7 separate regions of the Mus musculus genome follow, and regions 1, 3, 4, 5, 6 and 7 are each linked to region 2. A link is a loop called in an ENCODE intact Hi-C map of the cell type or tissue named here. Cell type or tissue: left cerebral cortex. All regions are shown on one strand. Region 1 overlaps Ppp3ca (protein phosphatase 3, catalytic subunit, alpha isoform). Region 2 overlaps Emcn (endomucin). Region 3 has its middle 80 kb from the start of Gm567. Region 4 has its middle 5.5 kb from the start of Gm26107. Region 5 overlaps Slc39a8 (solute carrier family 39 (metal ion transporter), member 8). Region 6 has its middle 83 kb from the start of Gm26107. Region 7 has its middle 30 kb from the start of Mir6380.

What was found. Hi-C counts contacts between places; a loop is a spot of excess contacts. Peaks named below come from ENCODE experiments on the same cell type or tissue, not always from the same donor. Only the 100,000 strongest peaks of a DNase experiment are listed, where the experiment ranks them.
Region 1: a loop joins it to region 2, with 3 times the contacts of the local background. A loop is called at or near these places in 2 of 42 quality-filtered maps.
Region 3: a loop joins it to region 2, with 7 times the contacts of the local background. A loop is called at or near these places in 3 of 42 quality-filtered maps.
Region 4: a loop joins it to region 2, with 2.6 times the contacts of the local background. A loop is called at or near these places in 2 of 42 quality-filtered maps.
Region 5: a loop joins it to region 2, with 9 times the contacts of the local background. A loop is called at or near these places in 19 of 42 quality-filtered maps.
Region 6: a loop joins it to region 2, with 3 times the contacts of the local background. A loop is called at or near these places in 7 of 42 quality-filtered maps.
Region 7: it touches region 2 in a loop (3-fold over the local background); 13 of 42 quality-filtered maps call a loop at or near these places.

The regions. Positions count from the first base shown.
Region 1 is chr3:136,835,642-136,839,641 of GRCm38, forward strand. All of the region lies in intron 2 of Ppp3ca (protein phosphatase 3, catalytic subunit, alpha isoform), which reads left to right. Among named protein-coding and RNA genes, the nearest start is that of 1700006H20Rik, 120 kb to the right of the region's middle. In left cerebral cortex, a CTCF peak has its summit at 2,150 (motif pointing left); DNase peaks (open chromatin) are centred at 619, 1,056, 1,540 and 2,135; H3K27ac peaks cover 1,441 bases.
Region 2 is chr3:137,416,531-137,420,530 of GRCm38, forward strand. It overlaps Emcn (endomucin), which reads left to right. Exons shown (of 12, transcript NM_001163522.1): 6 at 191-280; 7 at 516-569; 8 at 2,466-2,561. Among named protein-coding and RNA genes, the nearest start is that of Gm38650, 49 kb to the left of the region's middle. In left cerebral cortex, a CTCF peak has its summit at 2,292; DNase peaks (open chromatin) are centred at 285, 554 and 2,280; H3K27ac peaks cover 727 bases.
Region 3 is chr3:137,207,536-137,211,535 of GRCm38, forward strand. No RefSeq gene overlaps it. Among named protein-coding and RNA genes, the nearest start is that of Gm567, 80 kb to the right of the region's middle. In left cerebral cortex, no CTCF peak of the experiment used is centred here; a DNase peak (open chromatin) is centred at 2,045; H3K27ac peaks cover 1,040 bases.
Region 4 is chr3:137,060,404-137,064,403 of GRCm38, forward strand. No RefSeq gene overlaps it. Among named protein-coding and RNA genes, the nearest start is that of Gm26107, 5.5 kb to the right of the region's middle. In left cerebral cortex, no CTCF peak of the experiment used is centred here; a DNase peak (open chromatin) is centred at 1,855.
Region 5 is chr3:135,884,298-135,888,297 of GRCm38, forward strand. Slc39a8 (solute carrier family 39 (metal ion transporter), member 8) reads left to right here. Exons shown (of 9, transcript NM_001135149.1): 7 at 1-107; 8 at 305-489; 9 at 2,508-4,000. The coding sequence ends at 2,657. Among named protein-coding and RNA genes, the nearest start is that of Gm31243, 16 kb to the right of the region's middle. In left cerebral cortex, a CTCF peak has its summit at 2,465 (motif pointing right); DNase peaks (open chromatin) are centred at 2,474 and 3,481; H3K4me3 peaks cover 213 bases; H3K27ac peaks cover 235 bases.
Region 6 is chr3:137,148,465-137,152,464 of GRCm38, forward strand. No RefSeq gene overlaps it. Among named protein-coding and RNA genes, the nearest start is that of Gm26107, 83 kb to the left of the region's middle. In left cerebral cortex, no CTCF peak of the experiment used is centred here; a DNase peak (open chromatin) is centred at 2,156.
Region 7 is chr3:137,751,470-137,755,469 of GRCm38, forward strand. No RefSeq gene overlaps it. Among named protein-coding and RNA genes, the nearest start is that of Mir6380, 30 kb to the right of the region's middle. In left cerebral cortex, CTCF peaks have their summits at 1,047, 1,627 (motif pointing left) and 1,826; DNase peaks (open chromatin) are centred at 1,130 and 1,588; H3K4me3 peaks cover 732 bases; H3K27ac peaks cover 1,356 bases.

The DNA of each region.
Region 1 (4,000 bases), 580 kb before region 2:
TACATACATGTCATAAGTTTTAAAACCAAGTTTGTTGTAACACGTTTATTTTTCTTTTCTTTTCTTTTCTTTTCTTTTTTTTTTTTTTTTTTTTTAATATGTGGCCATGAGTGTTAGCCAGCGATTGTATTGAAGAGCAGCAGACAAGGCTGTGCATATAGGCATGTCTGTTCTTGCATTGGAAATGGCCCGTGTTGGTAAGCTGGCCGTGGTAAATACCAGCAGGAAGTGAACCTCAGAACACACTACTTCCCAAGACTGTAGTCCTGAGAGTTGTTTGTCTTGAGGCCAGTCTCTGTTAACTGAAGCCCACCAGGTCATCGAAAACTCCTTAATCCCAGCAAGATAAGCCCCAGTGCTTCCAGGGGCGCAGATGCCGGGGCGGGCGGGCGAGTGTTAATAGGAGCTGTCGTTGAGTTTTCTAATTGGAAGCCCTAATTAAGTTCTGCCTTGATCTCTATCTGCTGCTGTCTTGACATCCTCTCTGTTGACCTGGTTCTTTGTTCAGCGACTTTTTTTCACAGCTAAACAAACACATGCCAGGGATTGCCTGCAACTTTATATTCTGCGTGCCCAAGAAACAAGTCTGCTTTGCTGGTCATATGTCTTTAGAAGTCTTGAGCCACACATGTGCTGTTGAAATGACTGTTGTGAAAAACATAAAAGCCCACATTAGTTGAGTTTCTACTGGTAGCTGAGCCCCTACCAAGGATGCTCCTTTATCTGGGACAATCGCATGCTTTGTTTAGGTTCTGTGTTGAGAAAAGTCCAGACTCTTTCTTCGAAGACTATCTGCCCGGTGCAGACTCATGCACGGGGGACCTGCATATACACGTCTGGCCAGTGGCCTGCATCAGACTCTCCAGTAGCGTCTCTCTACCCTTTGGATTGGGATTTAACCAAGTGTGGCTTAGTAAGACAGGGAGGGCAAGCTGTCCCCTCCAAGCCCCTCCGTGGCCTCTTCCAGAGGACCTGCTATTCTTCCTCTCTGGCAACCGCTTTGTGACTTTAAGCTCTTCTTTAACACTGATGCATCTCCTTCAGCCTTTGAGTCTCAACGTGAATGTCATTCCTGCGGGGGTGTCCCTGCTTATTCACAGAAATAATGCAATCTGCTGCCTCCGTGATTTTCCTTGTCTTGAGATTAGTGCGTTTAAATCCACCCCTAATCAAGCTTTTCCTTGGCCTGTATTATCTGTGTTCCTTTCCGGACTTTTTTTTTTTTTTAAACATTATTTTTATTTTTATACTTGCCTGGCCATATCTCTGTCTCCATTGTGTAACACTGCTCCTGCCTCACAGGCGGTTATCTTAAGTATTTGCTGATTGGTGGATTCACTGATAAAAAAGAAAAAGTTGAGCAAGGACCTGGGTGAACTTCCGGATGAAGAAACCTGTTCCTCCTCACGTTAACCCTTGTGTGGTGATGTTGCACTTCATCTTACTTTGTAGTTGTTGCCTAATTAACTGTGGATTAACAATGGCCTGCTTTCTTCCTTTAAAGTCAGCAATCACCTTGTGGTATTCTGCAATGCTAGTGAGAAACGAATGTTTTCATTTAGTGCCTTCTTAACCAGAAGGTGAACAGTTGGACTGAGTCAGAACCCGCAGTTTCTAAAGACAGTCCATAAGAAAAGAAAATGATTCTTCCAGTATCCAATTAATTCTAGCTTAATTACTCAGAGAGAGTGTTCTTCAAGCTTCCCAGTTACTGTCTTCCCACCCGTGAGGCAGGAACAGTTATACATGGGTGGGCAGGGGAGAGAGAGAGAGAGAGAGAGAGAGAGAGAGAGAGAGAGAGAGAGAGAGAGAGAGAGAGACAGACAGAGACAGAGACAGACAGAGAGAGAGACAGAGAGAGGCAGAGAGAGACAGAGAGACAGAGAGAGACAGAGACAGAGACAGAGACAGAGACAGAGAGACAGGCCAGGCAAGCATAAAAATAAAAGTAATGCTGAAAAAAGGCCAGAAAGGAACACAGATAATACAGGCCAAGGAATGCTTGATTAGGGGTGGATTTAAATGCAGGTGGCTGAAGACCTAAGAACACTGGCTGCTTTTCCAAAGTATCTGGGTTCCATTCCCAACACTCTCTGCGTGGCCCATAGCTGTCTATAAGTCCAGTTCTGGGGAATCCACTGCCCTCTTCTGGTAACTGTGGGCACTGCAGGCATGTCATACACAGATACTCACGTAGGCAAGCACCCCTACACACCAGTAAAAAGAAAAAAAAAATCTTTTAAGAAGTCACAGTTGTGAATTTCCTCTCTAGACCCAGGAACCTGCCCATCCGTTACTGTATGCTGGGTCAGTGCAGGATATGTATTTTTCACATATGTAATAAAAAAATTAGGATGATACCCAGTTATTAAAATAGTTTATTTTGGTGTGTGTATGCGGGGGGGGGGGGGGGGCACTGTCCAAGGCAGCCATAGAAAGTTTTCACATCCACTGGAGCTTAAGATTTACAGAAGGTAAATCCTTCATCCCTGCTGGAACCAAACTCCAGCAGCAGCAGCAGCAGCAGCAGACTTAACATGTGTTATTGAGCACTTACCCGTTTCTCCAGAGCCAAAGATGCATTGTGTATCTGTTTATGGATTCACTGGGGCACATATTTGACAGGCATTTTCAGGTTCTATATTCCTGGTGATTGTTCTCTGGGTACCACTCTTCTCTGTCTCCTGAAAGGAGTTCTTTCTGGACTTGATTTTCAGTGCACTGGAATATTTGAAAGCAAGCGGAGAAATCAGGATACTCTGGCTTATCGAAGAGTTGGGAATAATCTGTATTTTTTTGATATGAAAATGAGTTTTTCTCTATGGAAATGTGAATGTTTTGAATTTCATCATAATACAATTTGAAATAGATGACCATTGGTCATCACAAACATTTTATTAAAATCCCAAATAGTCCATGACCATGGTCGGGATCATGTAGCAGTGTCAAGAGTTAGTAGCAGTAAAAGCCATGTCTAGCCAGGCACATAATCACATGGAATCACATGGAATCTTGTTCCTATAATCACAGCACTTGGGAAGCTGAGGCAGGAAGATCTTAGTGAGTTCCAGACTGACCTGAGCTACATGCTGAAGTACAGGCTTGGTATCTGGTTTAGTTTTAAGTAACTCTTTTAGAATTTAATGTTTTATTTTATTTGTTTTATAATTATTTTATAATTGTAGTGTTTCCCCAAAGAAACAGTTCTAAAATATATCAATTTCTGAAAACTGTTAGTTTTTAAACAGAATAGGAAACCTCTCCAAGAGACAAAATCTCATAACTCTGTCTTTGATGTTAATGCATCCCACCAGCAAACACTCCAAGAAACCATGTAAACGTTCACTGGCCTGCCCTCCTTCTCCTCACTGCTTTCTTCCTTACTTCCTTTCTTTTATTAAAAACAAGGTGTGACTCTATATCCCAGAGTGGCCTTAACCCAAATCCTTCCGCCCCAACCACCCAAGTGCTGGGGATTTTAGAGTGTGCCGTAGAGCCAACTGAAATATATGAACACATTGTTTTCATAACATATAGTTCTCCTGGTTTGGAATCTGGTGCTAGGATATCCTGAGACCTTTGCCAGCTTCTTCCCTTTTAAAGAAATATTCAGTGTTTAAGATAGTGGCATCTTGGAGAGAACTTTCCCTACTGGCTTCTTCCCTGCTGTTTTCTGCGCATGATGGGACAGTGGCCATTAGACAGGCCACGCTTGCCCAGGCAGCAGACTCCTTCCTGCCCATTCGTCTGCTCCCTGGTTACTGTGTGTACTCGTTCATCACAAAGTCTGCTAACTGAGTTAGCAAGAGATTACTGTCCCTAAAGAGTCTTGTATTTGTAACTTTCAGAAATAAAGTGTGGTAGTGTTTACTCACATATCTGTATTCCTGTATCTAGAAGGAAAAATTACCCTTCATCATCAACACCTTGAATAAGTTAATAGACAGCTTAACTAGAGATATTTATGTGGAACATCTGTATTAGAGAGCTGTAAATTTCA
Region 2 (4,000 bases):
GATAATGCAGTACTGATATCCAGTTCATGTGATGCCAAAGTCTGTCATGGTTCCAGGAGAAATGATTCTCTTATACAGAAATAAAGTGTTTTCCCAGATCTTTAAAAATGCAGACTGTCTAAAGCTACGAAGAAATCCAATATGAAGACTCAATACCTAAACTGAGCCTGGCTTTGTGATTTTCCTATAGTTACTACTCAACTACTGGATGCCTTGCCGAAAATCACTGCAACATCCTCTGCATCTCTAACAACTGCACACACCATGTCACTGCTTCAAGGTATGATTTCTGTGTATCTAAATGGAAAGTTCTTCTACATTACTGTTCTTTGTGAAATAAGCACAATCCATCTTCATTTGTGAAACATACTCTTGCAGGGTGAGGAAAAAATTTGCATTTGCAACATCATAACTATAAATCATGAATATTTCCTTAAATGGGAGTAGAGGGAGAGTTATGTGGATTAACGTATCTATCAAAGGTGACTGAGTTGTTTTCTTTCTCAAAATAACAGATACTGAGGATAGGAAGATTGCAACCACTCCATCAACCACCCCCTCCTATTCCAGTGAGTAACATGTGTATCTCCGTTCATGGAAGTAGACGTGCAGAGTATGCAAATGACAACAGTGGAGGGATGGAGCTGCGGATAACCTGTTTTCAATGTTACTCAGCATGTAACTCCATTATAACCCAAACTACAGCCTGATTGAAGAATTCTTCATAAGCCTGATCTTAGTTACCACACCATGGCCATTTTCTTTCTCTTTTTTCTTTTGTTTTTCTTTTCCACTTTTGTCCTACAGTAAGAAATTACCAGAAAAGACAAAAATATAGCTTAATGGAAGTGTATTCAGCTAAGGCAAAATCTCCAATCTCCACACTAGTAACGTTTTATTTAAATCACCATGCCAAATGCCTTCAACATATTCATCATTTGTCAATTAAATATTCTTAAAGCAAATAACTTATTAAAAATGCCTTTTTAACCTTGATGGAGTTTTATCTTATTGATTGTAATTAATTTTATTTTAACATAAACATATATAAGCAATATAACACCTTACAGATGTGCTAAGATTGACTAAAGAATATTCAAATAGTTATAGTTTCCTTAGTAATTAATTAACAGCGAAGTGAATGTATGTGGAGCTGGAATTCCATGTGATTATTTTTGTTTCAGTAAAACCATTTCATTGAATGATATATCACAGAAAGAACTGACTCGTTGATTAATGCCATTTTTATTTTGAAATACTAATAATGTCACACAAAATCCATCTTAAAGTGTGCTTAACCATTGACTCTTTCTTTGTCTTGTTTCTTTTTTCCTTGTTTAAAAGTTGGTTATTTTATTTATTAACATTTCAAATGTTATCTCCCTTCCCTTCCTGGTTTCCCCTCCACAAACCCCCATCCATCCTCCTTACCCACTGCTTCTATAAGGTGTTCCTCCACCCACCCACCCACTCCCACCTCACCACCCTAGCATTCCACTGAGCTGGGGCATGGAGCCTTCACAGGACCAAGGACCTCTCCTCCCATTGATGCCAAATAAGGCCATCCTTTGCTATATATGCAGCTGGAGCCATGGGTCCCTCCATGTATACTCTTTGGTTGGTGGTTTAGTTCCTGGGAGCTCTGGGGGGTCTGGGTGTTGATGTTGTTCTTCCTATGGTGATAATGAAGTGTAACCTACCCTAACAATAAGTTGAAATATCATTGCCCCTTGATAAATAGGTAAGAGGCAAGAATGCAAGTAGATGGGATACCTGACTAATTCCCCACACACTGATCCTTTGCTACAATCACTAAACTTTTACCCTTGCAAACGACTATCACTGTAAACTCAAAGCAAAACAAAAACAAAACAAAACAAAAACTCTCTTGTTAATGAAAACAGGGAAACCTTCCTCTAATTCACAACAGCAACACACCCTTAAAACACATGGACATGTGTGCATACCTAACTATTTTGAGCTATGTTGTTAGACTTTCTAAAATGCTATTTGATTCATCTATTTATGTTTTTTCACAATTTTCTATTTTTAAGGCAACATGTTGAAAAGATATTCACAAGTCTCAGCCTTAGAATTAGAACCATCCAGTAATCTGCATCTTTTTTTCAAGTAATTTTATTATAAAATACAAAAATATATATAATAAAGAGAACAGTTGCCTCTAGTCTCCTCTTTCCTTATTCCCCAAGCCTCCAGGAAGAAGGAAAGCCATCTCTCTGAGGTTTGGTAGTTTGTTTAAGAAAGGTTACAAGGGTGACATCAAGTGGATATGTCAGAAATGACAAGCAGAGCAAACCCATAAATCAGATTCATCATTGCCTGAAATATACTAGTGGTTTGATAGGATGTTGTTTCAAGGGGAAAGCACACGTGTCCTATCTGGTGTGGTCTCTTTGTATGGAATCAGCACTACTCGAGCTAACAATGTGCCCAATACTTTTCAGGTATCATTTTGCCTGTGGTTATCGCGCTGGTTGTTATAACACTCTTGGTATTTACTCTGGTGGGTTTGTATCGAATATGCTGGAAGAGAGACCCAGGTAAGGACTGGCCTTTTGTTTCATTTCATTTTTTCCCCCAAAAGTAGAATGGGTGGTTGCTTAGTGCGACTGTGACCTTCAACTGTCAGAAGGAGAAGTGTTATAGTGAAGACAGACAAAGAACGGGGGACCAGGTGGAGAAAGTCTCTCCACACTGTTGGCAGAAGCAGTGTTTAAGGTTTGTTAGTAGAGCAAATATAGATAAGCAATTCATGCTAGCGAAACACCTCCAATGGTGAAGATAGTCATAGGTACATGCTTCAAATGCCGGGTACAATAGGATGCATGGTCAGAGCAAGCAAAGGTGTATGGAAATTTAGCTTAGAAGTCCGTCATCTCAAGAATCAGGCTTCGGGACCCCTTCCTGTCCTTAAGAGGCTCAGTGTCTTTCCAACATAGCTATCTTCCATGGCAGTGTTCTGTACTTTATCCTTTCTTTAAATAAACTTTCTATTCTAGAGTAGATCAAATTATTATTTTAAAGCGAATAAGTTATAAAGATAAGATATTTCCTCATATTCCTTATCTATCATCCCCATCAACATCACCACCATTATCATCTACTACAACAATAACGACAGCATCATGTTCTCATAATCAGCTTAGCTTAGGACAGTAGATTTGTTGGAGCAAAAGAACCAATGTTAATGAATTATTCTAAACAAAATTCTCTATTTTATTCATATTCCTTCTTTCTTTCTTTCTTTCTTTAGTTGTTTCTCAAGTCCAAGGGTTATGCTGTCTTTTGACTTGATGCTTTGGCCACGCCTGCCTCTGCTTGCTTAGCTCTGCCATGTTACTCCAGTTCATCTGCCCATTTCCAGACCTCTGCCCTGGACTTGCTGTGAAGTTCAAGTCTTCATACATTTATCCATACTTGTCCTTTTCCTGGAACATCAACCCCACCCACCCCTTGGCTTTTAGAACACATTTGCAACTTACCCTATAGGATTCCACCTACAATAATCTATTGTACCTTTTGATGACACAGCACTTCATTAAGCAGAACACATCATACTTTTAACCTTTTTTGGTTGACAAAATTGGGTGACAGCTTCATGGTGCAGTAGAATTTTTACTCTGTTCTGTGCCTGCTTTGCCTGGAAGCCCATCAATCATTGTCCCGGGTTAAACCACAAAAACTTCACCTTGCCTTTTGCTAGATATATAGCAGTAGACTTTATTCTGTTTTAAAATGGCCATATTCCCTTAATTTTCATTCTATTTCACTAACAAAATTCTACCTGAGCCTCTTAAGCTAGTAAGAAGGTAAAAGGTGTTTATTTTTATACAGCGTATAAGCTGCACTCTTACTTTCTTACCCCAGGACACTAATGAATGTGGTTTAGGCCAGCCACTGACTGTGCATCTCACAGACAGGATTGTGGCAGCAAAAGAGAAGTTAAAGGAGCAACACAGAGGCATTCATTCAAGCTCTG
Region 3 (4,000 bases), 210 kb before region 2:
CTGTCTGGTGAGTTCAAGCATCTACAGCCCCTGCATCCGTCTATCATGGACTGGTTTGGAAATTACAAATATTTCTCTCTCTCTCTCTCTCTCTCTCTCTCTCTCTCTCTCTCTCTCTCTCTCTCTCTCTCTCTGTCTCCCTTTCTCTCTCTCAAGTTGATATTTACAAGTTTTCTCCTCCTCCTTCTCTTCCTTCTTCTCTTCTTCTTCCTCCTCCTTCTCCTTTTCCTCCTCCTTCTTTTTTATTACTTTTATTATTTTATAGTCCAGTCATTAACCCTCTACTAGTCCACCTTCACACAGTTCCTCACCCCATTCCTCCTCATTCTTGTCTCCATGAGGATGTGCCCACCCACCCCCACTTCTGCCAGGCCTCCCCATTCCCTGGGACCTCAAGTTTCTCAAGGATTAAGCATACCTTCTCCCACTGAGGCCAGACCAGGCCACCCTCTGCTATCTATCTATCTATCTATCTATCTATCTATCTATCTATCTATCTATCTATCTATCTATCTATCTGTCTGTCTGTCTGTCTGTCTGTCTGTCTGTCTGTCTGTCTATCTATCTATCCATCCATCCATCCATCCATCCATCTATCTACCTACCTACCTACCTATATGTCAGGGTCCTTATATCAGCTAGTGTATGCTGCTTGGCTGGTGTCTCGGTGTCTGAGAGATTTCAGGTGTCTGGGTTAGTTGATACTGCTGGTCTTCCTATAGGATTGCTGTCCTTCACAGCTTCTTCCAGCCTTTCCCTAATTCAATCACAGGGATCCCCAACTTCAATCCATTGTTTGGGTCTATGTATCTGTCTGTGTCTGTCTCAGTCAGTTGGGCCTCTTGGAGAGTAGCCATGATAGGCTCCTGTCTGTAAGCATACCATAGCATCAGTAAATAGTGTCAGGCCTTAGAGCCTCTCCTTGAGATGGATCTCAAGTTGGGTTGGTTATTGGACCGCCTTTCCCTCAGTCTCTTCTCCGTTTTTGTTCCTGCAATTCTTTTAGAGAGGAACAATTCTAGGTCAAAGTTTTTGACTAGGGGAGGGCAACCCTATCTATCCACTTGATGTCCTGTCTTTCTACTGGAGGAAGAATCTACATCGAAGGTCCTTCCTTTTGAGTCCTGAGAGTCTTTCACCTCCCAGGATTCTGGAACTGTCTAGAGGGATAATGTTTTTCAGTAAGCAGATGAATCCATAAAAACAAAATGAAGAGCAATGGTATATATTATTATTTATTTACTGTTGTCTTACTCATCTCTAATTATGAGGAAGGTGGGTGTTGCATTTTTTGTGTTTACCATTATTCCATTCATGTCTAGTTAGCAGATCTGGCTCAAGTCAGTTATGAGTTATGATAGACTGAAAAATTGAACAGATGCCCCTTTGGATGAGATTTTAGTTTAGTGGGAAAGGTGGTCACTATACAAACATGAGGATAAACTCAATGTCTAGAATTCATCTTTAAAAAAAAAAAAAGCTGGGTACTATGAAAGTGCTCATAATCCCAGCTGCCCCAGTGATGCATATGCATTCAATTCCCCAGGGCTCAATGGCCAGCCCACCTATTCTATAAGAACAATTCCAGGTTAGCCAAAGACAAGGTGAATAACACCTGAGAAATATTTGAAGGTGTCTGTCCTCTGAATTCTACATGAACATACACATGCAACTACATACTTCCATACCATGTACTACTCACCAAAGTAACACATTTTTTTAAAGAAGTATTTTTAGAGCTAGTACAAGTAGATTCCCTATATTGGGTCTTCCTATTTGTAGTGGCTAATGGATGAACATAACCTCGGTGGATATTTGTTAACATTTGAATTTGTAGCCAGCCTTTCTACTCGGTAGTGATCCTCGTTCAACCATAAACACAGAAGTCAAGCTAGGGAATGAAATTCATCTTTGCCAATCTTTTCTCTAAGAACTTAGCCTTGTTGCTGTTATACCTGATATAGCCTTTCTCCTCCATGATTCGTGATCTAGCTTCCTACCCATAGTAGTCAAAGTTCTCATCACTTAAAAACAGAAACTGACTCAGATTAACTTAAACAGAAAAAAAGGATATTTTAGGAGGTGTCAGGTTATAGAAGTTATGAGATTATGGAGAAGAAAATTTGTACCTTAGTCCAAAGAACTGAAGCCCCAGTAAAAACACTCTTGTGGGGACTCTGCTTTGGATACCACTGATAGAGGCATGGCCTGCACCATGTGCCAATCATCTCCTAGTGTTCTCTTTGAATCTTCACTCCATCTCAGTGGTCTGAGTGAATTCATGTACTTTGCTCTTTGAGAGTCACATGCCAAAGCTTGTGTTTGCCAAAGCAAGGTAATTCCCAGTTCTAGACAATGCAATCAGTAAGGGTCAGATCACCAGTGTTTCTGGAATCCTGAGTGTTTATGTCTCCCCAAAACTCATATATGAAAGCTTCTATTTGTCAATGTGCTTCCAAGATGTGGCCATAATGGTGAGGGCTTCGCTGATGGGATTAGGGCATCTAAAAAACAGGCCTTGCTACTTCCATATGAAGAAAGGGCATTATCAACTCTGAACCAGAAAGATGACTCACTGGGCTTCAGGTCCACAAATGTTCTGATACTGAACTTCCCAAACCTACTAGTTCTTGTTGTTTATAAGAAACTTAGCTTAGGGTGTTTTGTTATTTCAGTCTACATGCACTAATACACCTAAAATTTATAATAGTTTCAAAGAAAGATTTTTCTAGAGTGCATCAAGTTTGTAGCAGACACCTCAACCTGGAATGTCTTTTCTTTTCCTCTCCCTTTCAAGGAAGCTGGAGTTTGGTCCTTTGGTTCACATAACACTCATAGAGATCTGGTCCTGATCTAACTTAGCAGGGAGGAGAAATCTGGAGTACCCTAAGGAGATCATTGTTTCAACCTTCCATTTCCAGCCCTGAGGAAGTGGAGTCTATAAACAAATTAAGGGACCTAAAACGAAGAGCCAGCTACCTGCTCCAGGTTTTTCAAACACTGCCAGAGTGATGAAACCATCCTTTGTTTAATCACCAATCTCTGCATTGAATGTTCTGTCATGACTTTTGAAATGCTTTTTTGTTCTTCAAAAGAATAGAGCATAAATATAACCAGCGCAATTATTAATTATAATTTATATTTGAAGAGGGTAATTAAATTAAGAGGAAAAGGGCTTTCGTTATTTGAATGCACATATATTGTTAAGCAAATGCTCTTTGACAGCACTTAGCTTTAATTTTTATTGCTTGTCCATCTTTCTCAGGACTGTGAGTTCTGTATCAACACTGGCAGCATGTCCTTTTCAGTATTTTTTTTCCAGCATCAGACACAGTACCTAGCACAAATAAGGTCAATCTTATGCAGCTAGATACATACATATATGCAGTGTGTGTGTGTGTGTGTGTGTGTGTGTGTGTGTGTGTGTGTGTGTGTGTTTGTGTGTGTGTGTGTTTGTGTGTGTGTGTGTATGTGTGTTTGTGTGTATATTCCAATTCAGAAGACTGCATAGTATACAATAAGTACTTAATAAAATTAGTTACAAGGTGTCTAGGAATGTAAATCAAACTAACTACATAAATGAAACAACTAAAAAGTTTATTTCATTCTCTAAAGAGCTGTAGGAAACTTTACACACTCGTGGTAGGTACAATTTTCTTCACAAGCCTTGCATGAATGAGGCAGAAACCATGTGCAGTACCCATCATTTTATAAGAATTTTCTTGGGCAGGCTGGTCACACAATGATCCCAGGACATGTTCTTCTTAGACCTGAATTAATTTGATTGCATCTCATTGGTGAGATAGACAGCTGACAGTCACCTATTGTGAGAAATGAAGTAGCAAAGAGTAGGTCTGCTTGTGTGGAGTTTTGATGTGTGAGGGCCGTCAGTACCTGCAGGAAAGAGCTCCTTGGAATTTCTTCTGGAATTTCATATTTCCATCTGGTTTGTTGCTTATTTGGAGGCCAAAATACTTCATTTTCTTCTTTCCCAAAGCTG
Region 4 (4,000 bases), 360 kb before region 2:
ATGAAGTCTCTAAGGACCTGTATCCTAGAGCTCACCCATAGCAGGCCATTAAAAATAGTGGGCCATCTCCAAAAAAATTTACTTGCATGCCTTAGTCTTTCCTAGATGGCTTTTGACAAGAAAGCTTTTTAAAGACTAGGAAACATTTCAATTGTGTACAGATGTAGAAAGTGCAAGAAAGCAGGGACAGAGCCCAGGCTACAGAGAATGACATTGTTCAAATTAAACTTAAGTACATAATAAAATCAACATGGCTCTAGAGTAATGTTATTCATCCATGAGTAATATTTTTTTCTTTCTTTTGTATTTAGCTGTTCATCTCAGCAATTTGGGTACCTCTCTTCACAGTTAAGAGGGGCCTGTGTTATACTACAATCAGTTACCAACCTTTACTTCTCTTCAGTTTTTTGGAAGAAGGCTTATGTTAGATGCATAATTATTTGCCTCCATGCTTGATAGAAACTTCTAGATCTTCATACAGTAACCTCAAAACTGACTGAATATATGACTTTCTATATCAGTGACTCTCCACTTGTGGACTGCATCCTCTTTGGAGGTTGGACAACCTCTTTTTTTTTTTAAATTTATTACGTATTTTCCTCAATTACATTTCCAATGCTATCCCAAAAGTCCCCCATACCCTCCCCCCTACTTCCCTCCCCACCCATTCCCATTTTTTTTTTTTTTGGCCCTGGCGTTCCCCTGTACTGGGGCATATAAAGTTTGTGTGTCCAATGGGCCTCTCTTTCCAGTGATGGCCGACTAGGCCATCTTTTGATACATATGTATCTAGAGACAAGAGCTCAGGGGTACTGGTTAGTTCATAATGTTGTTGCACCTACAGGGTTGCAGATCTCTTTAGCTCCTTGGATACTTTCTCTAGCTCCTCCATTGGGGGCCCTGTGATCCATCCAATAGCTGACTGTGAGCATCCACTTATGTGTTTGCTAGGCCCCTGCCTAGTCTCACAAGAGACAGCTATATCTGGGTCTTGCTAGTGTATGTAATGGTGTCAGCGTTTGGATGCTGATTATGGGGTGGATCCTTAGATATGGCAGTCTCTAGATGGTCCATCCTTTTGTCACAGTTCCAAACTTTGTCTCTGTAACTCCTTCCATGGGTGTTTTGTTCCCAATTCTAAGAAGGGGCACAGTGTCCACACTTTGGACAACCTCTTTAAAGGAGTTGTGTATCAAATATCCTTCATATCAGATATTTACATCGACAGAAGAGTTAAAACTTTTTCCTCTAGTGCAGTGGTTCTTAATGTATCAGTTATGACATCCTCGGGGGTCACACATCAGATACCTTGCATGATGATGCATAGCAGTATCAAAATTACAGCTATGTGATAGCAACAAAAATAATTTTATGGTTGGGATAACCCTAACATGAGAAACTGTATTAAGGGTGGCAGAATTAGGAAGGTTGGGAACTGTTCTATTGGTCACAATATTTTCATATGAATTTACCAGGAAGTCAGGATTTTATTATTGGGTTAGAGGAAGAGATGAGTTCATGTGATTTTTCTCCCTGAAACAGTACTTTCTGGATTGATGAACCATAATGGCATCCTTATGAGGACTGGTTAGGGTAAGACTTCTGCTAACACTGAGACAGATGAAGCCTTCATGATCAAGGGTAAGCCTTTTACAAAATAAAATCAACGTCTCCCTGTGACTTGAGATGTTTATTAAAATTCCTCACTATGTCATGTCCCATTGCTTTAGGAACAGGTACAGCTGTGAGGATTGTTCACATTAAATTGGCTCCAGAACTCACCCAGGGAAGTAGATTTTCAGCTTCCCAGAGACTCACAGTTTGGAGTGGGATGTTGGCATGGATTTCTGGTTGAGCATCCTGCTCTTGCTCCTCTCCACCACCTGGACACACCATGATACCTCCTATGTGGGTTTTCTTTCACAGCCAGAAGTCTCCCTTTGCAGTTCCCGATTCTCTTACATCCCATCTGTAAGTGGAAAGAAACAAGTGTGGAAGAAGGCTCATTCATTAAATATAGCCATTTTTTTCTTTTTACTGTAACTCTGCCTACTTCACAAGAAAAGAAAAGAAAAGAAAAGAAAAGAAAAGAAAAGGAGAGGAGAGGAGAGGAGAGGAGAGGAGAGGAGAGGAGAGGAGAGGAGAGGAAAGGAAAGGAAAGGAAAGGAAAGGAAAGGAAAGGAAAGGAAAGGAAAGGAAAGGAAAGGAAAGGAAAGGAAAGGAAAGGAAAGGAGCAGAGAGGAGAGGAGAGGAGAGGAGAGGAGAGGGAGAGGAGAGGGAGAGGGAGAGGGAGAGGGGGAAGGAGAGGGGAAAGGAAAGGCAAAAGGAAAGAAGGCAAAAGGAAAGAAGGCAAAAGGCAAGGCAAAAGGCAAGGCAAGGCAACTCTGAACAGATGTAACCTGCTACGCAAACCCATTCAATCCAAATATTGCCCTAGACTCCTACTGTCTACTTAAGAACCGATTTAAGATTAACGTTATTCGGAAAATAATCTTCATATATCATTTTATGAATTATGAGAGAATTTTGTTGTTTAATAATTTCTTTCAATACTTTATTACATATATTTAAGATTTAGAACATGTTATTTTCATATGTACACTGTCCTCGTTTGCTTTCTGATGTTGGAATAAAACACTTATCAATGGAAGGAGTTACAGAGACAAAGTTTGGAGCTGAGATGAAAGGATGGACCATGTAGAGACTGCCATATCCAGGGATCCACCCCATAATCAGCATCCAAACGCTGACACCATTGCATACACTAGCAAGATTTTATCGAAAGGACCCAGATGTAGCTGTCTCTTGTGAGACTATGCCGGGAACTAGCAAACACAGAAGTGGATGCTCACAGTCAGCTAATGGATGGATCACAGGGCTCCCAGTGGAGGAGCTAGAGAAAGTACCCAAGGAGCTAAAGGGATCTGCAACCCTATAGGTGGAACAACATTATGAACTAACCAGTACCCCGGAGCTCTTGACTCTAGCTGCGTATGTATCAAAAGATGGCCTAGTCGGCCATCACTGGAAAGAGAGGCTCATTGGACACGCAAACTTTATATGCCCCAGTACAGGGGAAAGCCAGGGCCAAAAAGGGGGAGTGGGTGGGTAGGGGAGTAGGGGTGGGTGGGTATGGGGGACTTTTGGTATAGCATTGGAAATGTAAATGAGCTAAATACCTAATAAAAAATGGAAAAAAAACACTTATCAAAAGCAAGTTAGTGAGGAAAGGGCTTGGTTTGGCTTATGCGTTCTGATTATAGTCAACGACTATAATCTTTTCCTTTTTTCTTTCTTTTTTCTTTTTCTCTCATTTTTCTTTTGGTGGTTGTTGTTTTTATCACATCGATAGAAAGTAAACTGAGACAAGGTCCACTTAGAACTTACTTAGGGAAATGCATTTGTAATATCCCATTCAGACTTTGAAGGTTATTTTTCAGCAATGGTTCTGGATTAAAAACATCAATGCCATGGGCACATGAGTCATTGGAGAACTTTGGAAGGGACTGGAGGCCCAGGATTTGTTGGCCAATTACAGTATAGATCTCCCTGGGCCCTGGGAGGTCAGTGACAGTGTTGATGTTCTCACCTCTAATAAAGGCTTAGATTTTGCTAGAGCTGTCCTCAGGCTGTGTGGGGTCATGAGTAAAGTCTCTGGGTTCACTGATTTACAGGTTGGTAAAGGTCAGATGGATACATGAGGGATATAATGGATTGGCAAAAGCCAGCATGCTTCCCTTTAGTAGCTTTCTGTGAAATGAAAGTAGTAGGTTGGGAATGTGATCAAACTCTGATGGTGTACAAATACAAAGCAAAATTGATTTTTTTATTATCATAAAGAAGTTACAAGTTTTCAAATAAAATTTTGATTTCCATTTTCTGATTTTCATATATAATCTGGAGTAAAACAATGCTTTCCACAAATATTGACTAGACAGTTCTTATGCTCATTTTACAACATTTAAATTTTTTAAGTATGTTTTTATTAAAGCAGTCTATC
Region 5 (4,000 bases), 1.5 Mb before region 2:
CAATTTCATCGACGGCTTGGCGATTGGGGCATCTTGTACTTTGTCTCTTCTTCAGGGGCTCAGTACGTCCATAGCGATCCTGTGTGAGGAGTTTCCTCATGAGTTAGGTGAGCACCTCAGGGCACAGGGCAAGGGGCGGTCGAATGTTAGACTGGGCAGACCCTAATCATACACGGAGATGAATGATCTGTTGTTGGAAGTTTTTTTTTTTTAATTATTATTATTATTATTATTATTATTATTATTATTATTATTATTCCAAAACAGAAGGAGGCACAACTCACTTGATATTCTCTTCTTCCAGGGGACTTTGTGATCTTGCTCAATGCAGGAATGAGCACCCGGCAAGCCTTGCTGTTCAACTTCCTCTCCGCGTGTTCCTGCTACGTGGGACTAGCTTTCGGCATTTTGGTGGGCAACAATTTTGCTCCCAATATTATATTTGCACTCGCTGGAGGCATGTTCCTCTACATTTCTCTGGCAGATATGGTAAGAGATTCAAGTATTTTATTTTGTGTTACTTTGATTTTTACAAATGAGAGCCTGGGTTTCGAGCTGAAGGGCAGCCTTCGGCCTCCCACTGGCTTCAAGGTCTTCAAGGCTGGGGATCCAGACCTTTTCTGGCCCAGCGTCTCTCGCTTTGTGAGTAACCTGTGCTAACAGTAGCTTGGAATGGCTGTCGTTGATTCTTTGATGACTGATCTTATGGATAAAGTAAGCACTTTTAATAGTGGGAGCTACTTTCTAAGGACTCCTTTTAATATGTGATGAATTAAACCCGTCTTCTCTTATAGTAGGCCTGACCCATCAGTTGCATAAGAATGTCACATTTAGAAGAATAAATAACTTGGTAGACGAAATACTTTTTTTATTCAAAGTGATTCACACTGAAAACTTTTGAAGTTAAGCTAAAATATTACACTAAATTAAGTAGAAATTAATATTGGACAATAAATATATATTTGAGTCAGTATTATTTATGTCTGTAGGTTGTGTGTGTGTGTGTGTGTGTGTGTGTGTGTGTGTGTAGAGAAAAATACCCTGTGTGTTTTCAAGCATACCTTGGACAGATTTCTAGAGAATGAAGTGTCAGAGTATAAAAAAGAGTATTTGGGTTATATTTAGAAATTAATGTATTACGTATAATTTAATAACATCTTTCCTTTGGATTACAAGCTCCAAACTGTAAGTGTCTGGCCCAGTTTGCTGTTCATCAAAGACCCTTAAAAAAGGCAGGATTTAGCTCTTAGACCCCCACAGTACTTACATTTTTCTGCCCAGAATTACCTTGCACATTGTCTTTATTCCAGATGGCCATTTCTTCCCATGACACAAAAAAGTTCTATCAAAGTTGGTACCTTTATGGAAGCGATACAGGTGATGTCCTATGTGACATAGTAGTTTCCTCATGTTAGAGATGTCACCAACTTTTTCCCTGTAAGAACTTCACGCCAGTTCTCTGACCTGCCTCTGGAGTCTGAAGATCCCTGGCATGGCTGCATCCAGGGTACCACAGCATTTATAACACATCATGCAATTTGTGTTTCTAAAACAGGACATACATGTCCCCTTGTGTAACCTTTGCAGTGGATGCTGTGGCTGAGAATGAACATTTATTTATTTACTAAAAACACCTAGGATTTTTATCTGTTTTCACTATAATGAAAGTATTATAATCTTCAACACTGGACCAATACACAATTTATTAAAAAATCTTGTCGCTCTGGGAGGAAAGAGCAAGCACAATGGAGAAACCAGAACAGTAAAGAAAGCTACTTCAAAGAACAGGTTCAGTCAGTTACACAAATGTTTTTCCCCTCCAGTCAGCCCGGAAAAATTATGAGATGGGCGGGGAAGCGGTTTCCATAAGTGTTTCTCTCCAGAGGAGCAAAGTCAGAATTTAAGCAAACAAAAATGTCACCATCTAACAAGAAAAAAACCCAACACTTCACCAACTCTGTGGTGGCACAAGGCAGGGTGATTATTAAGTCCAAGATCGTCATTAGTTACATAGTGACATAGTGACATAGTAGGGCAGCCTGGGCTAAGCAAGAAACAACAAAGTAAAACATGGCATACTTAAAAATACTATGAGATAAGAGGAACAATAGCATATCTAATGGGGATGAAGCAGAATATAGTATAGTATAGTATAGTATAGTATAGTATAGTAAGGGCTAACGGAAGTAAACAGAAATGCGTGCCTGAGGGTGAAACCCACCGGGTTGAATTCCTTAAAATTTGAGGTGTAGACAGCTGTATATGGGAAGAGAGTTGAGGAGAGAACGCATCAAGCCAGGTACATTCTATCTGGCTGTGTGACCTTTCGATAGTTTTACCGTGGATGCCGCAGAATACTAGGATTCCTCAATACCTGAAGCAAAACATTGATTGGTACGATCCAGTCCCAAATGAAAGAAATGCTCAGCTCCTGTGCAGAAACCCCAGACGAGCATTTCAGGATTCACCACAAGATGGCGACAGCCATTTAATAATGTGTCTTCTAGTTTCCAGAGATGAACGACATGCTGAGAGAAAAAGTAACTGGAAGACAAACGGATTTCACCTTCTTCATGATCCAGAATGCAGGGATGTTAACCGGCTTCACTGCCATCCTGCTCATCACCTTGTACGCAGGAGACATCGAATTGCAGTAGCCGGAAGTGGAGTATAACGTCAACGCGGGAAGGCATTTAATAACAACACAGAAACATCTCCATAGGGATTTTTGTTTTTTTAAAAGTATATCCTATTTAGTTAAAAGAGATTTTTTTTTTATTATTTTCAACTAAAGGCTAAGGAATCTAATGACTGGTTTCAGATATGTAGAATAGGTGAAATTTGTTGTTAAAATTTTTCCTTAAAAGGTTTTCGGTTTCAGACTGCAAAGGCTGGTGTATGGGGCCTTTGGTAAATACCTGGTTTTCAATATTTTATGCATATTAGAAAATTATCATGAAGCAAACACGTGCATTCACAAGCAGACATACAGATCCAGAGAAAAACACAATCTGGGTCATGTAAGGTTTCAGAACTTGCTTGGGTAAACAACAACAACAACAACAACAACAACAACAACAACAAAAACCTCAAGCGTTTTCAGAGTGGTTTTCTTCCAATTAATGTGTTTGACTGCTTTTAAAGGCAGGTGCATCAAATGAGGAAGAAAATCAAGACAGACAGCTCCAGTGCATGCAGGACCGATCCCAGTGCCTTAACGAACCCCAGAAAGATAGCGCACAGCGTTTGTTCAGCTTTATGTCTCAGTTGGCGACCTGTAGGATTGTTTTGAAAGCTAATACAAAGTAACATGAATTAGGAAAGGATGAAAGGCTTGCTAGCCCAGCAAGGCTTGGGCTCAGGGCTTGGTCCCTGAGTTATAAGCTTGAACACACCCTGCAGAAGACCAGAATTGCTTTGCTATGATTTATGCTGTGGTTCCAGCCAACAGAAATGCCTGAGGAGTATGCGAGACTGGTTAGAACTCAGTCTTGCCATGCTCTGGGATTGCTTTGTCATGGTGGAGAATATGTTGGGTGGGAGAGAGAAATTGAATGTAATTGTGAGCAATTTACTTTTTAAAAGATGAGCATAATTATTTAGCAGGGGGAATTTCAATAAATGCAAAAATCACAGCTGGGCTGGGCTGTGTCAGAGACTGATGGTGGAGGAGGCATGTGCTCATTAGGGGTGATTGACAGTCAGCAGAGACGGCTTCTTTTATGTGCAGTGTGCTTTGTTCCCATATGGTATACCGTTGGATGGAAAACCTCAGCATACTCTTTCTACCTTTCGTAAAACACACAGCTCACTGAGTGTTTGAGCACGTTGTAGACGATCAGTCTGAATTGAACATCCTAATTTCAATTCACACTCCCAAGTAACTTAAAAAAAAGATGATTTGACAGTGATGAGAATTAGTAATAGAAGCCAAGTTATCTCAGGAATTATGTTTTCCTATAAGCCCAAACACATTTTCATGTAATAACAGTGCAGATTT
Region 6 (4,000 bases), 270 kb before region 2:
GTCTGAAAGTCCCCATTTGTAAGACTGCAAATAGTCACAGTGTCTTTAGGACATAAACTTAAGATGGTAAAAGTGGTGAGTGCTAGATTCCAGACTGGAACACAGAATATCTACTGAAGGCAGATAGACTTCAGAGTACACTCATAACTAGACATTGATTCTAACTCAGGAGATCATGAACAGTTAAAGATGGGCTTTCAGTTAACATTACCTGATCCATTAACAGCATTCAGAGATCATCATCTCAGATACATACCATCAGTGCTGGGGTCTGCTGAACCCAGACAGTGTACAGGCAGGATGAAGAGCCTTTGTTCAGTGCCTATGTTTTCTCACAGGCGGTCTGCTGCGTGTATCTAACACTGCCAAGTGATTGGGGGGTAGGAGGGAACACAAAGACATAGTTTCAATAAGAACATTTCCTTTTATCCAATCATTCACATACTTTAAAAAACTTACCAGTAAGAACTAGTCTGGGTACTGGACAGACAAGACTGGTCAAGACACCATGCACACTCACCAGGAAGCCTGAAGGAAGAACAAGAAATTTAATAATGAGCTGAAAAGACAATCTGTACCCTAAAGAAATAGTTTAATATTGTTATTATTATTATTATTATCATTATTATTATTATTAGAAAGAAAAGTTTCAGGGGCTGTGACGTTTGAACTGAAGTGTGGAAAATTAGGACAGGGTGGGGTGGCGTGTCAAATTCTCCAGCCTGGTCATGTTTGACATTTTGCACTTGGGTCATTTTTTACTATAGAGAACCAGACTGCCTCCCCCAACCCCAACCCTGGAGATATTTAACATCAGCCTTGTCTCAATGCAGTATATCACTACTTTCCCCAGGCTATCACAGTTACAAACATCTTGAGATGTGCCAAATGTATCTTAAGGGATCAAAGTAGCCCCAAGCTAAGTACTGCTTGGCTTCACAGGAAAGTGGTGAGCGCTGAAGAAAAGAAGAGGGAGGGAGAGAATCACATAGAAGAGGGCCCGCTGGGGGCTGGGTGATGGCTCAGTAGGTAACATATTCACAACACAAGGGGATTACCTAAGTTTGTAGTCACAGTAGCTGTTGAAAGCTGTGCATGGCCATGAACACCTATCACCCCAGAGCTGGGGAGGCAGAGAAAGGACAATCATGGGCTTAACTGACCACCCAGTGCAGCCAATCATGGAACTCCATATTCAGTGATAAACCCTGTCTCAGAGGTATGTAAATAAGTAAATAAACAAACAGACAGGGTAGAGAAAGACACCTGACCTTTTGCCTACACACGCGCGCGCGCACACACACACACACACACACACACACACACACATCCTCTATACAGTCCTGGCTGGCCTAGAACTTAGAACTTGTGATTCTCTTGTCTCTCTCTGTTTTAAGTGCTAGGATTACAGCCATGAACTACCACAGCAGATTCATTGTCGACTCACTTTTATGACTAAATATCCATAGGAGATTTTGAATTGTTATGTTGCTGCCTTCAGTCACCATTCAGAAGCATGGACAGTAGTATTTTTTCTTCCTGTGAAACACAATAACCCAGATTGCTAGACATATCTTAAAAGTGGCTGGTAAGTTCTAATAATGTCATGAACACTTACCTACTGAATAACACCAGATAATGTTCTATCCTTCAAGACTTGTCTGCATAAGAAATGTTTGGGTCATAATGTATAGGGTTTTTACAACTGTATTACTGTCTATATTTGGAAGAGCTAAGTCATAATTTTGACTTTCAGTTAATTGAGATTTTTATACACACAGCATCATAACCCTTTAATAACTGACAAACTCAGAATGCAGATAATATTTTTGGCAATCCAGAATTCTTCTCAATAAAGTGCAAGAAAGCAAATGGTATTCTTCAAGTAGGGAATACTATTTGGCTCAAGACTGTGTACATACACATTTCATCTGAGCTCACATCTTTCCGCCTCTCTTCAGACAGGAAACCACTTAGGATCCTTTTTAAAGGACCTCTGAGTGTCGATGGGTCAAGAGAGCCAGTGATGTAAAAAAAAAGAGACAAGGGCTGAGGGACGGCTGTGCTCCAAAGGCCTGGGAAGAAAGCTTATCGTGTTGCCCGCTCTGGCTATGACACATCCCAACTCCTGGGAGGAAATCAAGAGCGGAAACTGGGCAACCATGGAGATGAGTCACGAGCAAGGAGACTGTGAGCGTTATGAAGCCGACAGCTGCAGAACAATGGAAGCTGCGAGGCTATTTTTGTTTGGCTTCAACAATTAATTGAACCTGGTGGAGCTGACAGTGTGCCTTCTCTCGATCTTCCCTTACTAAAAGTGGAACGTTTCCATGCCAAAAACTAGCATCTCCTTCCTGTTGGAGATTGATTAAAACGCCACTGTGCTCTTTCATGTGTTTACCTCTAGAAGGAGCTTATTACAAGACAAAAAGTATCCAAACGTTGAAAAAAAGAAACGGCCATTGTGTTACTGGGTTTCTAAGGCTGAACTGAGAACTCAGATATAGGTGGACCTCTCTCCTACCAGTAAGTATGGCAAAGAATAGCCAGAGGCCTTCAGAAGCAGATGGCTTGCATAGTTACAGTTATGGATTTCTTTTTCTTTTTCTTTTTTTTTTTTTAATTTTCAATTACATTTCCACGGGGGGGGGGGGGGAGGAATAAGAATTCAGTCAAGAAAAATGTAGCTATCCCTAAAAATTTCTCACTGTTCACCAAAGTGCCCCAAGTCGAGACAGGTATAAATTTAACATTACCATATCAGAAAACAAAATTTGAGGCAGAATTCGGAAACTTGTGTGAAAATGATTGTCAATGTACTGATCCTAGGATATCATGAGCATTTGTTAATATCTTCCCAATCAACATTGCTTCTTTGGAGCCTATGATTATCCGACCATAAAGAGGTTGAATAGTTTTCCTACGTTAGAAACATCCCTTAGGTTGTAGAATGGAGAGCAGATATGGAGAGAGTAGGAGATGAATGGGATTGGGGTAGATAATGTAAAATTCACTACTACTACTACTACTACTACTACTACTACTACAAATGAAATATCACTTTGGCTGGAAGTTCCAAGATCTGAAAGGAGGTTTTAACCCAAGTGGCCGCATGAATCATAAAGTGGTCACAGGATTGGCTTCAATGAGCAATGACTAACAATTCTGGGAGCAATGTGGGTCTAATCAGATACCTCATCTTAAAGGAGCTGGGTCAGAATTCCAGAAGGGCAGAGACAACTGGGAATGTCTCCAGGACTTGAGCAGGCTTCATGGCATGTTAATGGGAGAAAAAGATGAACCATTTAAAGTAAGTGTTAATACAATTAAATTACTGGAGGTAGAGGAGTCTGCAGGGAAAAACCAAACTGGAGAGGAAATAGGGAGGAAAAATCACCACAAATTCCTCTCACTCTTGCACATCCTCAGAGGCAGCTCTAGCTTCTCATCTCCAAAGTGTGATTACATTGTTCTAGTCTTTTTCCCCCCAAATGCACCCATGTAAACACAAAAATCAAGATGTTCTTGATGGCCACAAGCTGCTGTGGGACCTCAGTGTTCATTCTATTTCTTCCTAATGAAGTCTTTTTCCTCTTCTTCTTCAGGGCATAAAATATTGTATCTGTTAAATACGACCTGATGTTGTAGGACATGATTTATGCAGTTTCTTCCATCATTACCTTTGAGTAAAACATCAAAAAAGTATTTTAAAGGAGCCTTGGCAATGTTGTGCAAGGGTTTGCCTATATGCATGAAGCCCGAGATTTGATTCTCAGCATCACATGGATACTGAGACAGAGGTCAGTCTGGACTATGTGAGACCCTGTAGCAACAAGAAAACAGATGTCAACCAACCAAACAGAAAAAAAAATTGAAATTAATTAGAAACTCATTTCTGTGAAAGGTCACATGCTGCCAAGCCTGACTTAGCATCCTCTATCCTATATATGCCCTGGATTGAGCACCATTCTACAATTTGGCTCTTTTGTTGCTATTTTCT
Region 7 (4,000 bases), 330 kb after region 2:
CACTGGGCTCGGCTCGCTGCACTGCGCCTCACTTTCTAGTTTGACTTTGAGGACTCTGACCAAATGGACTATTCATAGTTTTACATGAAGCTTTTCAAGAATGAAACAAAAATCCCTGAAGGTGAAGCAGCTCCTGTCAAAACAGCAAAAGAAAGCCTGAAGGAAAAAAAAACATGTATTAATGCCCCATAGGACATTAATGGCTCTCTGTCCGACTTCGGAGTCATGGCACCTTCATGAGGTGCTTTGGTCTGTGAAGTGCCTACAGTTTGATTTCTTGGTTTATGCTTTTAGTGCACGGACTTCATTTACTTATCTGGGATGTGGGCTTAAGCTGAAGAAGTCTGGGATGCAGGCAGTGGGCCCATCGCCGTTCTGAAAGCATCATTGAATTCTGACTCACCATTTATAGACACTGCCCTGGGCACTGTGTCACTCCCCTCACACCCCATGTCCCGGGTCACTATACCCCTTTTTGGTGCCTGCAATGTGATGACGAGCCATGTCATCAGATAAACTGCTCTCTTCTCTTCATTTACTTGATGTAAATACAGCCGGTGGATGTCACACCAATCAAACAACGCCCGCCCTTCGGCTAGCCAGTGCTTTTCTGCTACTTTGTTGTAAGCACATTGGACCCTCTGAGTCAGGCAAGATACATTGTAGACAACTGCTGGTTAACTCACATCTGAGTGGTTAAATTTAGACTTTATTCTACTGTCCTGAAAAGGGCTAGTTCCCCTTGGAATGTGGGTTTTGTTCCATTCTTGCCAAGTTTCCTGTAAAACTTTTTTTTTTGTTTTGGTTTTGATTTGTTGTTGTTGATGATGGGATGTTTTTGTTTGTTTGTTTGTTTGGGGGGTGTGTTTTTTGTTTTGGTTGGTTGGTTTTGGTTTTTCGAGACAGGGTTTTTCCTTATAGCCCTGGCTGTCCTGGAACTCACTCTGTAGACCAGGCTGACCTAGAACTCAGAAATTGGCCTGCCTCTGCCTCCCAAGAGAGAGGCAAGCCGCACAGGTAGCAGATCCCAGACTGTGGTTCTGGGACTGGCCAATGGAGGGCTCCACGGGCCAATTGCAAGCTGTCTGACTGAAGGCTCTGATCTCTCTCAATGTCTCTGCTAAACTGAGCATTTTTAACAACTTCGTACAGTCGCTGTGAAGCATACAGCGCATATTAGTATTTCACATGTGTTCCTTTCCTTCTCTTCTACCCCAGCCCCAACCCCCAAAATTAACGTTGCCAATTAAATTTGCCAAATAAGGCAAAGGCTACTGAGGTCGATTGCAGCTGCAAGATTAAGTCTCTCTGTCCCACCCAAGTGCTTAAGAAGTGTCCGGCACAATCCAAACTCCAAAGGATGTTAAATGCTGTTCCCCTGCCACCCACTCTAGCCGCCAGGGCCCCAATGCACATTAAAATAAGATTAGGGCAATGATTTAAGCTGAAAATTGGGCTGCCAGAGAAAGCACCGGCCTCACTCCTGGGGGATTAACTATACCTATGGGTACAGAGGCAGGCGCCTCCGGCTAGCTGACGTCAGCGCCCCCGGGTTGTTTTTGCCCCCCGCAGTGTGGGAAGGAATGGGAGTGGGGAGGATGCCGGAGTGCAGTGCCTCGCCAGCGCTAACATAGCCCACTGGCGCCCTCTCGTGGTACTCAGTCGAGTTGTTTCCTTTAAGAAAACAAAGCCAGGAGCCTCCGAATAGATAACTAATGGGACTTCCATACTTGTCCTCCTTCTCTTCCCAGGGTATGGAGAGTTTCCCAGCACGGTCACGGTCACAGAAAGCTGCTGATGAGAGAGTACTGGTACTGCTTTGTGGCAGACCTGAACAAACATCCAGTTTAGGAAGTGATAAGGACTTCAATATTTGGAGAGAGTTCTGGAATGTTCTTAGCAGTCTTCACAAAGAAAGCAGACTGCAGCAGAGGAGAGAGATTTAGACTGCCCTCCGTGAGCCAGCTTCTCATGGCGACAGCCTGGCTGACACTGCAAATGAGGCCCTGTGTTAGATCCACTCCACAGACTTAAGACAAGGCGTGGACCAGAGTCTCCAACAGCCTTGCTCAACAACAAAACAACAAACAGGAGGCAGTTACAGCTCCCGCCTTTCTACTTCCTGTGTCTATTTCACGAATCATGCCGAAAATAAGCAGTTAAGCTCTATCGTGCTGAGGAATAAATAATAAATGATTCTGACTCGACAGCAGGCAGATCTGGAGAGGAGAAATATTTTGTACACGCTGCCTTACTTCAGCAGGTGAGAGGAAGAAGACGCGTTCTGCAGACCTCCACCTGCCAATGAAGCACTGTGGTTCACAGGAGACAACATTCACTCACATCCCAACACAACCAGAAACATACACACACGTGTACACACACACATACATAGACACACAGTCATACACATCACACACACAGACACACACAGACACACACAAACATATACACACACATACACACATGCATAAACACACAGTTACACATACACACACAAACATATACACACACATACAAACATGCATAAACACACAGTTACACACATACACACAAACATATACACACACATACACACATGCATAAACACACAGTTACACATACACACACACCAGAAATGTAACTTGGTAATGTTTGATTAAGGAAACAGGAAGCCATTAGCTATCTCTGAACTCTGAGCTCCTGTTACAAACCACCACATCAACAAACTGAACGAGTATTTATTTGTTCACTTATTTATTTTGAAACATATTGGTTCCCTGAAGCCCAGTCTGGCCTTGAACTCCTGGTTGTCCTGCATCTGCCTTCTGAGTTCTGTGCATTCATACCTAAGCCACCACACATAACAGGTGTATATGTTTTGTCACAGAAAGCAGGGAGTTCAGTCCATCATCAACAGCCCCATCCTTCAACCAGTTATAGGCAGCCTCCTGCACTGGTTTGCCTTCTGTTGATATGATAAAACATCAAGCAAAAAAAACAAGTGGGGAAGGAAAGTTTTACCTTACCACTTATAGCTCACCATGAAGGAAACTCAGGGTAGAAACTAAGGACGACCCACGAAGACAAAGGGAGCAGAAGAGCAATCGGGGCCTGGATGGCTGTGAACTTCTGGGACTTAGCTTCAGAGAGATAGCTCATCGTATTGCTACAGGGGTGAATTATATAAGAGTTCTGAGGGTTGCCTACAGGAAGAGCTGATTGGTCACAAAACAGCACCGAATTATCATCTGGACAAGAAGAAGAGCCAAGACTCGTGTACTGAATCACAAATCACCTGCAGGAGACTCTCGGCAAGGTCGTCTCAGAATAAGACATCTGAGCTGAGAGATGCTCTCCCATTAAGGCTGGGCAGAAAAGAGGAAATCCCACTGAGAAAGGGTGTCCTCCATGTGCTGACCTTGGAGAGCTCTCTGGACATGATGGACTGAGACCTTAATAAAAGGGTCCTCCAGCAATAGTCCAACACCTCAGTTTCATGTTTCTAATCTCCCAAGACTAAAGGAGATGATTACTGGAGGGGGATAGTAGGGAGGGTGGTATTTGCTTGCTTTGAGACAGGGACTCACTCTGTAACCCTGGATGGCCTGAAACTTGCTATGGTAGACCAAGCTGGCCTTGAGTTATTGAAGATCTGCCTGCCTACTTCTGCCTCCTGAGTGTGGGGATTGAAAGTGTGCAGTATTCCTGTTGCTTTTAAGACACTCACTCTGTGGCTAACTTTAAAGGCAATCCTAGGAAATTCATCAAAAGACGTGCAACACAAAACATGTCACAAGTGGCCATATGTGAAACACAGCAGAAGATGATAATTTTGGATGCAGCCATGAGGAAAGATGTCTTTGAGCATGTGACATTGTAGCCGGTGGTATCTGGAAACATCCAGGAAATGGTAGGAGGAAGGTCAGCGGAAATAAGACCTAGAATCAACCAGAAAAGCATTATTTTGGGACTACGGCTCTTTTGACTTTAGGATCCTTAGAGTTATCTCAAAGTGTGT